2 separate regions of the Mus musculus genome follow, and region 1 is linked to region 2. Evidence: chromatin loops called from intact Hi-C (ENCODE). Cell type or tissue: heart. All regions are shown on one strand.

Region 1 (8,000 bases), 120 kb after region 2:
AATGAATGCATGATGGCTAAGTAGATGAATGAATGGATGCATAGATGAGTGGGTGAATCGATGGCAGGGTAGATGGACAGATGAATGGATGGATGGGTGGTGGGATGGCAGGCAACCTACCTGACGTCACAACAGAGGCTATTTGGCGACCCTTGCCCCAGCTGTGGCAAGAGAGAGTGATGGAACCTGGGCAGAATTAATGAAGTCCTTCCCTTTCTCTCCGCAGCCTCAAAGCGGAGGGTCCCAGTGTCCCAACCAGGCATGGCTGATCCCCACCAGTTTTTTGATGACACGAGTTCTGCCCCAAGCCGGGGCTATGGAGGCCAGCCGTCACCTGGTGGTCTGGGTTACCCCCCCTCTTCATCCGACGCAGCCTTCCTGGCTGCCCCTATGTCCAACATGGCGATGGTCTACGGGAGCAGCCTGGCCGCTCAGGGCAAGGAGCTGGTAGATAAGAATGTGAGTCAGCTAACACGGTGGGTTGTGGGCTGGGAGCAGATGGCTGACAGGCGGGCGGGCGCCACAGGGCCTTAGGCTTGAGCTTTGTCCCTCCAGATCGACCGCTTCATCCCCGTCAGCAAGCTCAAGTATTACTTTGCAGTGGACACGGTGTATGTGGGCAAGAAGCTTGGGCTGCTGGTCTTTCCCTACCTTCACCAGGTGAGCAGCACCTGCTTGGTACCCGCCAGCAAGCAGGGTGGAAGGACCCCCCCACCCTGGGGTGCTGCCACTACCCCAACTCTCTCCACAGGACTGGGAGGTACAGTACCAACAGGACACCCCAGTGGCCCCCCGCTTCGACATCAATGCTCCAGACCTCTACATTCCAGGTTGTCCCCTCCCTACTCTGCCTAGGCATGTCTGGGATGGATGTTTGGGTGCCTGTGCCCGGGAAGGGCTTCCCTCCTCTGACGAGTGTCTGTGTCTGTCTTCCACAGCCATGGCTTTCATCACCTACATCTTGGTGGCCGGCCTTGCACTGGGGACCCAGGACAGGTAAGGATCCTGGAGCAGGGGAAGACATGGGGATATGGAGGCCAAGAGCCATCAGAGAGGTCTCAGCTCTCCTGTCCTGGGACAGCCCCACCTTGTGGCCAGTCACTCCAGTGACACCTTTCACATGGAACCCATCAAACCCATTTGTGCTAGGCCATCTTTTAAATCCAACCTTCCTTCCTCTTGGCTTCCACCCACAAATCTATTCTTATGTTCACAATCCCCCTAAATAAGTTGCTTCCCACTTTCACCCCTTATAATCTCACTCTAGCAGCAACTAAAAGCTCTAAGAGGTGGGCCTGGCCTCCTCCCTATCCTGAAGCTGTCAGTGGCTCAAAGGTCAAGCAGCTGACCCTGTGCCCCCAGCCCTGCTGCTGCCTCGGGGCCTTTGCACATCCAGTTAGTTCCCTGACACAGGAATGTGCTCTTTCCCTCTGTGTCCCGCACCTGCTCCTTCACTGTGGTCCTCATCCTGTGTCATTTCCTAACCCCTAGGCTGATCAGGCCCCATCTCTCCCTTACAGTCGCCTGTTTCTTCTTTTTTGTGGCATCGAAAACAAGTGTCATGGAACTAGTGGATTCCTTGCTAAGGCTCCAAGATGAAGCAAGGCCCCTTCCCCACCAGTTCTGACTTCAGGCTTCAGCTCAGCTGCCCTTTCTTTATCGGGAGGAACCTTCCTGGTACCCCTCACAGGGCTCTGAGGTCCCCCATCTAAGCCCTGACTTGAGTGTCACTGTCTAGGGACAGACCCAGATCCTTGGTGGTCTCTGTTCCATTGACACAGGGCTGCCCCGGGTGATGCTCAGGGGACATCTCTTCCGGCAGGTTCTCCCCAGACCTCCTGGGACTGCAGGCGAGCTCAGCTCTGGCCTGGCTGACTCTGGAAGTCGTAGCAATCCTGCTCAGTCTCTACCTGGTCACTGTCAACACCGACCTCACCACCATTGACCTGGTGGCCTTCTTGGGCTACAAATATGTGGGGTGAGTGCTCCTGCCCTGCCTGCCAGTCCCAGACCTTGGCCTCTTCACACTGATTCTCCCCTCCCCCCTTCCCCCTCAGGATGATTGGCGGCGTCCTCACGGGTCTGCTCTTTGGAAAGATCGGCTACTACCTGGTGCTTGCCTGGTGCTGTGTGTCCATCTTTGTATTCATGGTGAGTGGGGATCAGGGCGGGCAAGGCTGAGGCCCCAGGCTTCCCAGGCAGGCTTGGGGAGGTCTTTGGAGCATCCAAGTACCAAATCTGGGGGCTAGGAGAGCCTCCTGGAAGAGGCAGACTCTGTGCGCCCTTCTGAGAGCAAGAGCCAGCCTGGATGCTAGGCTAGGGCCAGGGTTGCCCAGTACACAGGCTCTGCTTGGGCTCTCACTCTTACTTCTGTCTCTGTATGCTGGGCTTTCTGCCAATATGCCCCTGAGTCCCTCCAGCTGTGGTAAAATACTGACTAGGGGCCATGTTTGGACTGCCGTGTACTCGGAGTGAATCACCTCCTCTACTTAAGCCTCAGTTTCTTTTGTAAAATGGGATGCCTGGTGACTGCACCGGAGTCTTGGGAGGATTTAGACCGAGCATGAGGGGGAAGCAGAGGGTAACACGGGCCCTGGTCCACAAGCATAAGCCTTGTCATCATGTTACTTTAAGGGAGCTGGGAGATGGCTCCATCAGTAAGGAAGACCTGACTTCAATCCTTGGACCCCACATTAAAAAAAAAAAGAGCCCAAAGTAGATCTATTCTTATAATCTCAGAGCTAGGAATGTGGGGCTCATTGGTACCAGCCTAGCCTACTTGGTAAAGGGTCCTCTAACTCCCACAAATATAGGTACACACACACACACACACCCCCAAAGAAACATCGGGAACAGTGAGGTGGCTAAGCAGGTGAAGGGCGCTCGCTACCAAGCTCCTGCAGGCTGCGCTGACGTGCATACCAGGGCTCAAGTAGATCCATCACCAGGAACTCGAGGCCACCTTGGTCTACATGTCAAGATCCTGCCTCCCAGAGAGAAAGAGCGCGGGAGGGGGAGAAGGAGGGGGAGGAAGGCATCTGAGCCAAACCAAAAAGGAAATAGCTCTTCTAGTTTGTCTTCTGGAGCTGGCGTGTTTTGGGAGTGTTACTCTGTGGTAGGGCACTGGGCTAGTGTCTGTGAGGATCTGCGTTGCGTGAAGGCAACTGTCTCCCAGTAGGTGGAAGCAGCTAGGCCATGCTCTTCAGGCCGGGATCTACAATTCTTAGCCTCTCTTCTGGCCTTTGCCTCTGCAAAGGTTTGCTCACAGGGCTTGGGGGAGGTAGCTATTCAAAAGACCCTTCTAGGAACACAAACTGGAGGCCACAGAGGGGCAGGGACTCATCCCGAGCTGCCTGGCACTTACGGGACCCCCACTTTACCCTTACCACCCAGATCCGGACACTGCGGCTCAAGATCCTGGCCCAGGCAGCGGCCGAAGGAGTGCCAGTGCGTGGGGCGCGGAACCAGCTGCGCATGTACCTGACTATGGCAGTGGCAGCTGCGCAGCCGGTACTCATGTACTGGCTCACCTTCCACCTTGTACGGTGAGCTGCGGCCTGGCCTCCAGCTCCCACACTCATCTCGCTTGACCAGGGCTCCCGCCCTCCAGGCCCGCGCCCTCCTTCCTAGCCAAGGTGCTCATGTCGCCTACTGCACACCCGCAACAATAAACCTGATGGGCTCGGCGCAGCCTCCACTTCTGACCGGCAGAGGGCGCTGGGGAGCGGAAAGGGCTGCAAGTTTAATAAGTCAATGGGGGGCCTTCTTCTCCTTCTTCTCCTTCTCCTTCTTCTCCTTCTTCTCCTTCTTCTCCATCTTCTCCTTCTTCACCTTGGGTTTCTTGGCCTTGTCTGAGGAGCGTTCATGCTTCTTGCAGCCAGCGGCATACTCCTGGAGAGCCAAGGACGGTGGGTAGGAGAGGAGGTGGCCCGGTTGAAAGCTGTACTGGACCCGCCCCACTCACCTCGGCAAGGAGCCTAACGTGACCCTGACCGCAGCGGGGCCTGGGTCTGAGGTGCGAGAGGACACACTGGGAGAGGGACCGTCTCTTACCTTCCCCTCTGCCTCTGAGTCGCTGGAGCTGCTACTGCTGCTGGAGTCGGAGGAGCTGCCAGAGACACGCTAGATGGGGGTTGGGGAGGGAGTGGTTACAGTGAGGACAGGGACCCACTCGAGCAGCTTCCAACCCAAACTGGAAGGCTGATGTGTGGCCGAGGACCAAGGACGGAAGCCAGTTCTCATCTCGGGCCCTCGGGACTCGGTGCCGGTGATGAAGTGACTTACCCTCGGCTTGTGAGCAGCGCCTGCCTCTGGCCCGCCCGGCGCTTTAAGAGGACAGTGTTTGGGGTCTCCCACATGGCCTGCCCCCTCTGGCTTCTTAGAACCAGGGCCCAGGGCTGCGGAGGAGAGGGGAGTTACATGGTTATGTAGGCGACGTAGCTTCCCTTCAGTATTCCCAGGCTCTGAGTCTGGCCCCTTACACAGCAAATCCACCACTCCCCGGGGAACTTACCTGCGGCCAAGTCAAACTCCATGGCGGTGACCAGTCTGGATGGCCGGAAACTTTAGGCAGAGCCTAGGGCAGGGGGTGGGACTGCACGACCTGCCCATCTCAGGAATTCCGCGAAGCCTCACCCTCCGGACCTTTGTCCCTCAGCTCCCTGGCCCTGACTCACTGCACTGGCGCTCCCGGCTCCACCCAGACTTTCCTAAGTGGGAAGTGGGGTTAGAAGTGGCTGTAGGTGTCTGGGAGAAAGGGGGTGAGACTAGTCATCAGTTGGTCCCTTTGCGGGGGTACTTGCTTCCGGAAAGCCGTTCCGTACACTGAACAAAGTTAAAGTGCATTCTGGGAGCAACGAGGTCTGGTTCTCAGCTCCTCCGAGCTGAGATAAGTAGTGTCTGAAGAATTTGGTGGCCAGACTAGTGCGCCCTGGCGGCAGCTGAAAAGCACCAGCAAAGTTGTACCCTGGGGTGGTGGGGTTGAATTCCTAGGCTGGTGCTTGGCAGAGTGCATGGTGGTGAAATGTGTTGCGTTGTTTGGGTAAAGGCAGGTGTCTTAATTTGGGCTGTTAAACATAACAGATTAGTGCTTAAGCAGCAGTTTACCTCATAGTCGGCAAGGCTCGGGGCTGGAAGCTAGGCATAGGCAGGGAGAGAGCCCCAGTACAGAGATGGTCTGCTTCCTGCTTCTAGTCTTGGCTCTCCATGTCTGAATATAAGACCTCCAATTTGGGATATGGCTTCACCATGTGACTTTCGGGAACATCAACATTAGTTCTAAGCTAGGTACTGTAAGCCCACTGCTCAGGAGACTGGGGCAGGGGGATTGAAGACTCTATCATAGCCTGGGCTACACAGCATAAGAGTGCTGGGCTTGGTGACACACACCTTTAATTCTAACACTCAGGAGGCAGAGGCAAGTTGAGTTCAAGGCCAGCCTGGCCTTACAGAGTGAGTTCTGTGCCACCCAGCAATATACCTGACTCAAGAAAATAAGGAGGCTGGTGAGGTGGCTCATTGTGTAGAATTGCCAGGTTAATGAGGTGAATCTAATCACCCGGAACCACCTAAGAGAACTCACGCCTGCACACCGTCTTTGGACTTCCACAGGTGCACATCCAGGCACGTGCACACAAAACAAAACACCCACCTGTATATTCCAAAAGTGAGCGCCCACCTCTCAGCAGGAACAGGTGGCTACTTCAAGGATCAAGGTGGCCATGTGCCACCTTGGATGCCTGCTTAATGTCCATTTGCAGAAATGCCTGCACTGGTCATGCAGGCTCCACGCGTGTCATTCCAGCACATACTTGGTGCTTCCCATTACCTGAAAAACTTTATTTTTAAATGTGTGTGTGTGTGTTTGTGGAGGCCTGCTGCTGTCTGTGGAAGCCATCCTTGGGTTTGAGCCACTAGAACAACAAATACCCCTAACCACCTTCTAGCACCTTACCTCTTTACAGTTTAAATTCTTCCCTATAATGATGTTTGCCTATGTATGCACACCTATTCATGCCTGCTGCCTGAAGCCAGAAGGCAGTACAGGGGTCCCTGGAGCTAGGGTTACCCTTGTGAGCCACCATGTAGGTCCTGGAAATCAAACCCAGGTCCTCTGAAAGAGCAGCCAGTGCTCTTCATCGCTGAGCCACCTCTCTAGTACCCACCCACCCTCTTTTTTTGAGACAGGGTCTCAGGTAGACCTATCTGGCCCATTAGTCAATATACAGCCAGAGCTTGTCTTAAATAGCAGTGGACTCTATCTAAAACTCAACACCCACTCCACCAACCAAAGTAGTAAAGGCAAGGAAAAAAAAAAAAACAAAACAGCAGGGCAGAGGAACCGCTAATGTGTTATGTTGGGGAGGGCTTGGATTTGTTGTTTGAGACAAGGTTTCTCTGTGTAGCCCTGCCTGTCCTAGAAGTATAAGACTAGGCTGGCCTCAAACTCAGAGAGCCAGGCGCTGGGATTGAAGGGGTGCACAAGCACTGCCTAATTTTTTTTTTTTTTTTTTTTTTTTGGATAGGGTTGGATTTTTTGGTTTTGCTTTCCTGAGACAGGGTTTCTCTGTGTAGCCCTGGCTGTCCTGAAACTCAGTCTGTAGACCAGGCTGGCCTTGAACTAAGAAATCTGCCTGTCTCTGCCTACCAAGTGCTGGGACTAAAGGTATGTGCCACCACTGGCCAGCAGGGTTGGATTTTTTAAAGTGAAAACCTCATTGGAGATGTTTGGTTGTGGTTTTGAGGCTGGGTCTCTGATAGTCCAGGCTGGCTTCAGGCTTGCTATGTAAGTGGAGACCACACAGGTATGCCACCATGCTGCACTGGTTTGCAATTTCAAGACTCTACAAACAAGGCTAGTCTGTAAACCTTAGCAAGACCCTGTCCCAAAGGAATAAAAATAAAAGGGGTGGTGGTGGTGGAGGTGTTTCTCAGTGACAGCACTTGCCTAACGTACATGTAGCCCTAGGTTAAATCTTCGGTAAAATGCAAATTTTAAAGTTAGTGGACTGGGCTGGGCAGTGGTGGCGCACGCCTTTAATCCCAGCATTTGGGAGGCAGAGGCAGGCAGATTTCTGAGTTCGAGCCAGCCTGGTCTACAGAGTGAGTTCCAGGACAGCCAGGGCTACACAGAGAAACCCTGTCTCAAAAAACAAACAAACAAACAAAAAAACCAAAAAGCCCCCTCCCCCCAAAAAAGAGAGAAAAGTTAGTGGGCTGGGCATGATGACATAGGCTCTGGAGGCAAATGCAGGAAGAGTTTAAGGCCAGTCTAGTGTATAGAGAGAGTTCTAGGACAGCCAGGGTTACCTAGAGAAACACACTATTAAAAAAAAAAAAGTAAATTAAGGTAGTGTGGTAGGTTCCAGGACTACACAGAGAAACCCTATCTCAAAAAACAAAACAAAAACAAACAAAAAAAGCTAGTGTGGTAGGTACAAGGGTTCACAGGTGCGGGCAGGGATGCCACCCAATGATCTTTGATCTTCAGGGAAGGGAAGTAGATAAGAGGGGTGAGGCAGAGGTAAGGAAGGAGTGGGGCACCTTTGGTCTACAGCATTGGGGTGAGGGTGGGGGCAGGGCGGTGTGAACAGTGCTGACTGTTGGGCCCACAGCTCCTTACAGAACAGGAGGAAAGCCTGTCCAGGCAGAATATAAATTCCGGGAGGGTGGGACAAGTGACTCAGAGTGGTGTGTCCTGTGAATTGGTTTACCTCTGTCCAGGGAGTGTTCTGCTAGCAGACCATAGGGATCAAGGACAGGTACACCTCAAATTACCCCTCACTAAGCAGTCAGGCCCTGTTTGTCTCTGTGTGAAGATTAACACTTGCCTGCCCAGCATACGGGCACAAACCTATAATCCAAGCACTGGAAAAAGGAAGGAAGATTACTAGTCAGAGGACAGCTTGAGCTCCGGAGTAAGACCCTGTCTCGAAACACCAAGCTGGGGGGCTGCAGAGATGGCTCACTGGCTAGGAGCATATGTTTTTACAGAAGACCCA
Region 2 (8,000 bases):
GCAGACAGATGATAGAGAGACGATAGACAGATAGGCAGACAGACCGATGACTAAATGAGTATATGGTTGGTAGATAATCAACAAAGAAGTACAGACTACAATTAAATAGTGCAATTTCCAAAGCCAAGAATAGCTGGGTGGAGGGATATCTTTAAACCCAGCACCTGCAGGGGTTAGGAAGCAGAGGCAGGCAGATTTCTGAGTTCGAGGCCAGCCTGGTCTACAGAGTGAGTTCCAGGACAGCCAGGGCTACACAGAGAAACCATCTCGAAAAGAAACACACAAACACAAACAAATAAAAAAGAAAAGGAAGAAAAGCCAACACCAAGCAAGATAGCTCAATGCCTATTGTTATTCCAAATATTTTAGAAGTGGAGACAGGAGGATATGGAATTCAATATAAATGTATCTGAGGGAAAAAAATCAGTGTGTGCACACACACCTTTAAGCCCCGCACTCAGGAGGCAGAGGTGGGGGATTTCTAAGTTCCAGGCCAGCCTGGTCTACAGAAAACACAGAGAAACCCTGTCTCAAAAAACCAATCCCCCCAAAAGAAAAGCATTGGGGAAGCAGAGGCAGGTGGATCGCCGCAGTGAGGTTGAGGAGAGCGGGACCTGCATGGGGAGTTCTAGGCTAGCCAAGAGCTTTTTTTTTTTTTTTAAGTGAGTGTGAATGTTCGCTGGGGTTGTCTGTAGTATCAAAATAGTTAAGATGTGACTAGCTCAGTGTGCACAAGTGAAGATACAGGCGAATGTGTGGTGTAGTCACACAACAGGATATCACTAAGCTCCTCCACAAACCAAATTCAGGCTAGACACAGGCTACATGTCAAAAACTACCCTGAGCGGAAAGACAGACAAATGAGCGCACTTCATATATGAAATGCCACTGGTAACTGATAGAGTGTATGTGGTAGACAGCTCGGACGGAGTGATTGCTACAAATGGTGGGAGGGGCCTCCCGGGGTGAAGGAAGGGTTTCGATGCTGGTTACTTGGTCAGCACAGTGTGTCAAAACCCACACACACCAGACATGGTGGTGAATGCCTGCAAGCCCAGGACTTGAGAGGTGGAGACAAAAGGATCAGGAGTTCAAGGTCACCCTTGGCTATGTGTCAAGTGTGAAGCCAGCTTTCCGTACACACAGAGCCTCTCTAACACCGCCCCGTTTGAATCTCTATAATTTATAGCTCGTCAGTTATACCATAGTCAAGTTGATGGTTTGGTTTGGTTTGGTTTGGTTTGGTTTGGTTTGGTTTGGTTTGGTTTGGTTTGGTTTGACACTAAGTTTTCCTAGGTAACTTAGGCTGCTCTTGAACTTACAACATTGCCCAGGCTGGCCCAGCACTGGAATCATGGATCTATACCACCACAACCTGCTTTAAAGTTGGAATTTTTGTTTGTTTGTTTGTTTGTTTGTTTAATAATACCAATAAATACATAAGCCACGCCCTGGGTTGCTATACAGATTCTTTCTTATAGGGGGGGGATATGATGTAAACGAGGGGTTTTTTTGGTTGTTTGGTTGTTTGGTTGGTTGGTTTTTGGAAGAAAGTACCACACAACCCCAGTAACATTGAGGCAAGCAGACCCATCCTGGGGCCTTTGACCCCCTGACACTGGCTACCCTAGCAAGCCTGGTCCAGATTTCCTCTTTTGAAAGCAAACCTTGGCCTCCCAGGGCACTCAGGGAGGCCACTTCCTGGCCTTGACCTTGGGCAAGTCTACCACATGGGGCTTGGTTTCCCTCAAATCTCCCTGGGAGATAAAGATAGGGCCCTACCTCAGAAGATAGGGCAATGAGAATATAATTAGACACCTCAGGAGGCTGAGGCCCTGGGCACGGGGCCTGGTGCAGTGACTGCTCAGCAGCTGGGAGCCACAGCCATTGGCTTACTAGGGCAATGGAAAGCCATGGTGTAGGCTAAGGGGCTGGGGCTGGGGAGAGGCCCTCCTCCAGTGGCTTCACAGTCCAGCTGTCCCCATCCTTCATTACCAGCCCCAGCTGTTTGTTCCTCCCTCCCAAGAAACCGGACCCAGCCTACCAGGGTCCTATTCTGGGTCAGGAATGCTGCGTCAGCATTTCTGTGTGGACCCAGGACCTCGGGGGTGGGGGGTTGGGGGGGAGAGAGTGCAGGGTCAGCAGACCTGGCCCCAACAGAGACCATCTCCCATATCCAACCCCCATCTCAGCCCATGGGAGGATATGGTGGGAAGGACTAAGAAAAAGGCAGCCCCTCCCCCTCTTGTCCCCTCCCTGTCCCCTACCCAGAGCCCAGAAAAGAGGGCTATTCTGGGAGAGACACCTGTTGTCCCAAGTCCCATCCCTGCCCCCAGCTGGAGATCTGAGATTCAGAGAGACAGGATCAGAGGGACAGCCACACGCAGAAGGCTGAAGCCAAGGGCCAAGAGACAGAGACTCAGACATAAGATATACCAAGGAGCTGAGAAAGACTTCATCACCCAGGTACCCTCAGAGGCCATTAGCTGACATAGTTAAATCCTCCTCGCCAAAACCGAGGGGAAAAGTACATTGAAGCTCCAAGAGACCCCCAAGGAGACGGCCAAAGACTAGGAGTTGAAAAGAAAGGTGTTGTCCAGCCCACCCCAGCCCCCTTCCCAAGAATTTAAATAGGTCAGAGCCTGGAGCAAGAAGGGAATGAGGGCTGGGGTGGCGGTGGAGGACAGCTAAATTAAGCCCAAGAATTAGAACCACCTTCCTCAAGTGCCTGCTTCCAGAACGGCAGGAGGCGGGGTGCTTCCTCAATGACCCCAAATCTCTTATGTCAGGAGAGGGCGTCTGAGGATCCCACCCTCTCCTGCCCACTCGGTCCTCCTAAATCCTGCTAATTCTCCGTGGTCGAAAAGGTGATGAGAAAAAACGGAAAGACAAAGTGACCTCGGATTTCAGAGACCACCAGCAAGCAGGGAAGAGACAGAGAGACTCTCAGAAAAGTAAGCAAGAAATCACCCAAGACCTCCGGACCCAGACAAAAACGTACCGTCCGCAAAAACTGGACCTCGTCCTCGCCTTCACCTCCTCCATCACCCATGATGGCAATCCCCGGGTGTCCCGGGCTAGGGTCTGAGGATGGCGAGAGGGGGCTGCAGGCTTGGCGGGGAACCTGAGGGCGGGCTGGGGTCGGAGACCTCTAGGGAAGCCAGAGGCACCCGCGAGGGAGATGGAACTGCAGGAAGCATGCCCTGTGCGGGACACAATGAGAGAAGGTCCCCGCCCCACCGCACACCCATTGGGCAAGCATGGGACAAGCTACGCCCCTGTTCAGAACCCCGCCCACAGCACAAACTCTTGGTGGAAGGTGTTCGTTCTCTCCAGTGAACTGGGTGTCTAGAAAGTAGCTGAGTGGCCATGGTCACAGTGAGATATCATGTATATATTTGTTTGGCTGGCTCTCCCTTTACCCCTTCCTCTCTCCCTCCCCTTCCCCTCCCCCTCCGAGTGTCATGTACTTCAGAATGGCCTTAAACTCCACATGTAGTCAAGAGTGATCTTGAACCTCTGGCCCCATCTGATTTATGTAATGCCGTGGTTCAAACCCTAGATCACTTGCATGCCAGGCAAGCATTCTACCATTGGGCTACACCCTCAGCCTAGTTCCATCCCTTTCTTAATGGCTAAACTGAGCTTCACCCTTGCTGCAGAATCACACAGTTGTAGCTTGGATGCACACCACATCCCCTAACATTAAAAAAAAAATCACTTAGTACCAGACAGAGTGGTATGGCTTATCATCCAAGCTCTGAAGAGATTGAGGCAAGAGGATTGTAAATCTGGAGTTGGGACCGCATAATAAGAGCCTATCTCAGTGTCAACCAGCCAGACCCCCTGGAACTCCGGGGGACTGGACCACCAACAAAAGAATACACATGGAGGGACCCATGGCTCCGGCCGCATATGTGGCAGAGGATGGCCTTGTTGCACATCAGTGGGAGGAGTGGCACTTGGGCCTAAGGGTGTTCAATGGATGCCCCAGTATAGGAGAATGCTATGGTGGGAAGACAGGAGTGGGAGGGTGGATGGGGGAGCACCCCCATAGAAGCAAGAGGAGGGGGGATGGGATAGAGGGTTTCCGAAGGGGAGATCTGGAACAGGGAAAATTTTTGAAATGTAAATAAAGAAAAGGAAGAAAAAAAAAAAAAAGACCCTGTATCAAAACAGAGACAAAAACAGGGCTGCAGGCATGCCCTAGTCGATATAATGTTTATCTAGCTGTCACAAAGCCCCGGGTTCCATCCATAAACTGGGAGTGGCCATGTGAGTCTGTAATTCCAGCAAGCAGAAAGGATCAGAAACTCAAAGTCAACCTCAGCTCCCTAGCTGGAGGCCAGCCTGTGCTACCTGATACCCTGTCTCAAAACTGGGGGGCAGGGGCATGGGTGTGGGAGGGGGGAGAGAAAACACCAGCCTGACCTTGAACTCGCAAACATCCCAGGCCTCTGCCTCCCAGCACTGAGGTTAAACAAATGCGTCACCCCACCCCACCCTACCCCACCCCACCCCACCCCACCCCACCCCACCCCACCCCCGAGCCCCCAGCTAAAACCTGCCTTTTGAAGTAGTCCTGACTGATGTCTCTTACCCACCTGTTGCAGTTCAGGTGTGAGCTAAGATCTTTTTATTACCACTAGTTTCTCACAACCATGCTATTATTGGCATGCTTAACAGCCAGCAGAAAATAAAAGCACGTGGCCCCTGCGGAGATCTCCTAAATGCCCTGTAGTCCCCAGGGTAACCTTTAGGGGGCACAATTTCCCCACTCTCACAGTGCCAAGTCTGCAGATGTGAAGAGCTGCCTTTGGGAGATGGAGTCAGGCACCTTACACAATGTCACAGAGGCTGAGCTGGGGATCTAGACCTAAAGATAGGGTTCCACACCTCCATATCTGCATATGATTTTCTAATTTAGCCATGTGGAGGCACACTTTAGGAGGTAAAGGTAGAAGGAACAGAAATTGAAGGCCAGCCTTGGCTACATAGTACATTCCAGGCCAACCACCTGCATTACATGAATTTCTGTCTCAAAAAACAAACAAACAAACAAACAAACAAATAAAGAGCCAGGAGGTGCATGCGGATAGTGGGAGGCAGAAGCAGACAGAGTTTGGTGAGTTTGAGGCCAGTTTGGTCTACAGAGTGAGTTCCAGGCTAGACAGAGCTATGTATCATCAACTGTCTGAAAAAATAAAGTAAAATAAATAAAGGACAATATGATGACTCAGCTGGCAGGCTGCTTGCCCCCAAGCCTGATGAAGATCTGAACTTGATCCCAGCGACCCAAATAATGCAATGGAAAAAGTTCTGTATGATGACCCCTTACTTCACATGCCAGCCATGGTGGTGTGGGCAACCTACACACACATGCATGCACACACACACACATACACGTATACACACATACATACACACATGCACGTATGCACACACACATACACACATACATATACATATGCACACATGCACACACATACACATATACACACATACATATACACATTCACACACACATACACATATACACACATACATATACACACACACACATACACACATACATACACACATGCATACACATACACATGCATGCATACACACACAAGAACACACATGCACACACATGCATACACATATACACATACATACATACACACATGCACACACACATACACATGCAGACATACACACAGGCATACATACATACACACATGAACAAATGCACACACACAGACACATGCATGCACACACACATGCACATACACTTATACACACACATACACAGAGACATACACACATACACACACACACACATATATGTATGTGTGTGTGTGTGTGTATATATATATACACACACACATACATACACATACACACATACATACACACACAAAATAAATGTTGTAATCCAGGCATGGTGGCACACGCCTTTAATCTCAGCACTCAGGAGGCAGAGGCAGGCAGATTTCTGAGTTTGAGGCCAGCCTGGTCTACAGAGGAGTTCCAGGACAGCCAGGGCTACACAAAGAAACCCTGTCTCAAAAAAAACAAAAACAAAAACAAAAACAAAAACAAAGAAGAAGAAGAAGAAGAAGAAGAAGAAGAAGAAGAAGAAGAAGAAGAAGAAGAAGAAGAAGAAGAAGAAGTTGTAATGTAATAAATGTTTGTAATGGAGAGATGGCTCAGGGGTTAAGAACACCTGCTGCTCTTGCAGAGGACATGAGTTTGATTCCCAGCATCCATATGGTGGCTCACAACCATTTATAACTCCAGTACCAAGGAACCTGATGCCCTCTTCTGACCTTCTCAAACACCAGGCAATAATTCCTATAAGCATAACATTAGATAAATCTTAAAGATAAACTAAGGCAGGGATGGGAATAGACAGAGCTAGTTAGTAGACTGCTTGCCCAGTATGCAAAATGCCTTGTGCTTGGTCCCCAGCACTATATAAACAGACCTGGCTATGCACATATATCCTAGCACTTGGCCGGTAGGCAGGAGAATCAAGACTTCAAGCTCACCCCATCTACATAGCAAGATAGCCTGGGCTACATGAATCCCTGTTTCAAACAAACAAAAGGTGTGTTTTTCAAAATGGCTTAAGCCATTTCAAAATGGCTTAAGCCCCAGCACTCGGGAGGCAGGTGGATCTCTATGAGTTCAAGGCCAACCTGGTCTACATAGTGAGTTCTTGTCCAGCCAGATCATGTCTCTAAACAAACAAACAAATGATGAGGATGTATAATTTAATAAAAGAACACTCAATTAGCATATTTAAATAAAACAGTATCTTGGAGATGGCATAATTACTGAGCAAGCAAGGGAAGCTGACTCCTTTGTTTGCTTGCTTGTTTATATGTGGCCAGAAGAGGGCACTGGGCTGCTGGGCCTGCAGCCACCCTATATGTTCTAGTACTTGAGCCCAAGTTCTCTGGAAGAGTAGTCAGTGCTCTTAACCACTGAGCCATTTCCAGCTCCTAAGGGCCTGCTTTCAAATCCCCAGAACTCACAGCAAGCAGCTGTAATCCCATTGCTTAGACCATGAGAGGGAAGTGGAAACTGAGAATCCCCAGCGCTTGCTGGCTTGCTATCCTGCTGTGTGCAGAGGCGAAGAGGAACCAAGGCAGAAAGTGAGAGTAAATGCCCAGGCTCTCCTCTGACCTCCATAAAATGCTTCTGGACCACCTACAATAACATACACGAACACACACACACACACACACACACACACACACACACACACACACTAACACTGAAACCAGTATTCTACTGTTCAACAAAACTATAGTAAAGTACTTTTCAATGTAGATATTGCTTATTAAACACTGGCAATAGCACACTTGCATTAAACTGAAACTAAATTTGTATTATTATTATTATTATTATTATTATTATTATTATTGTTATTATCTTGAGACATGGCCTAATTATGTAGCCCTAGCTGGTCTCAAGCATGCTATATAGACCAAGCTGGCCCTGAACTCCTATAGATCCACCTGCCTCCGCCTCCTGAGTGCTGGGATTAGTCAATTGTATTGTATTATTGAATTATAAAACTCAGCGATACATTATATAATATGTGGTTATATATATATTTTTTAACTTATTTCCTATTTATTTTTATATGTAAGTACACTATAGCTGTCTTCAAACACACCAGGAGAGGCCATCAGATGTCATTAAGGATGGTTGTAAGCCACCATGGGGTTGTTGGGATTTGAACTCAGGATCTTCGGAAGAGCAGTTAGTGCTCTTAACCACTGAGTCATCTCTCCAGCCTGTGGTTATATATATTGTTTATTATATGGCACAATATAATTTTGTGTTGTATTTCATACAGTAATATAGTTGCATGGTAAATATGTTTCCTTAAATGTTCTAAACAAAATGTGGAATTATTCTGTGTCATAATGAATCATATCATAAGATACCGACAGTGTCTTTTAGGCCTTAGTCATGACTGCATGTTTTAAGACTTTTATGTG

The links. Hi-C counts contacts between places; a loop is a spot of excess contacts. Peaks named below come from ENCODE experiments on the same cell type or tissue, not always from the same donor. Only the 100,000 strongest peaks of a DNase experiment are listed, where the experiment ranks them.
Region 1: it touches region 2 in a loop (2.5-fold over the local background); 12 of 42 quality-filtered maps call a loop at or near these places.

The regions. Positions count from the first base shown.
Region 1 is chr7:29,243,844-29,251,843 of GRCm38, forward strand. Yif1b (Yip1 interacting factor homolog B (S. cerevisiae)) reads left to right here. Exons shown (of 8, transcript NM_001110201.1): 2 at 227-459; 3 at 556-660; 4 at 752-830; 5 at 939-996; 6 at 1,823-1,978; 7 at 2,058-2,151; 8 at 3,394-3,689. The coding sequence ends at 3,549. 2200002D01Rik (RIKEN cDNA 2200002D01 gene) reads right to left here and starts at 4,624. Exons shown (of 4, transcript NM_028179.1): 1 at 4,514-4,624; 2 at 4,285-4,397; 3 at 4,054-4,122; 4 at 3,678-3,891. The coding sequence starts at 4,535. The coding sequence ends at 3,751. In heart, CTCF peaks have their summits at 1,100 (motif pointing left), 3,701 (motif pointing right) and 4,928; DNase peaks (open chromatin) are centred at 3,638, 4,178 and 4,608; H3K4me3 peaks cover 1,584 bases; H3K27ac peaks cover 1,499 bases; H3K27me3 peaks cover 513 bases.
Region 2 is chr7:29,121,964-29,129,963 of GRCm38, forward strand. It overlaps Ryr1 (ryanodine receptor 1, skeletal muscle), which reads right to left and starts at 3,188. Exons shown (of 106, transcript NM_009109.2): 1 at 3,002-3,188. The coding sequence starts at 3,052. In heart, CTCF peaks have their summits at 4,764 and 6,876 (motif pointing right); DNase peaks (open chromatin) are centred at 3,223 and 4,758; H3K4me3 peaks cover 1,215 bases; H3K27ac peaks cover 334 bases; H3K27me3 peaks cover 1,534 bases.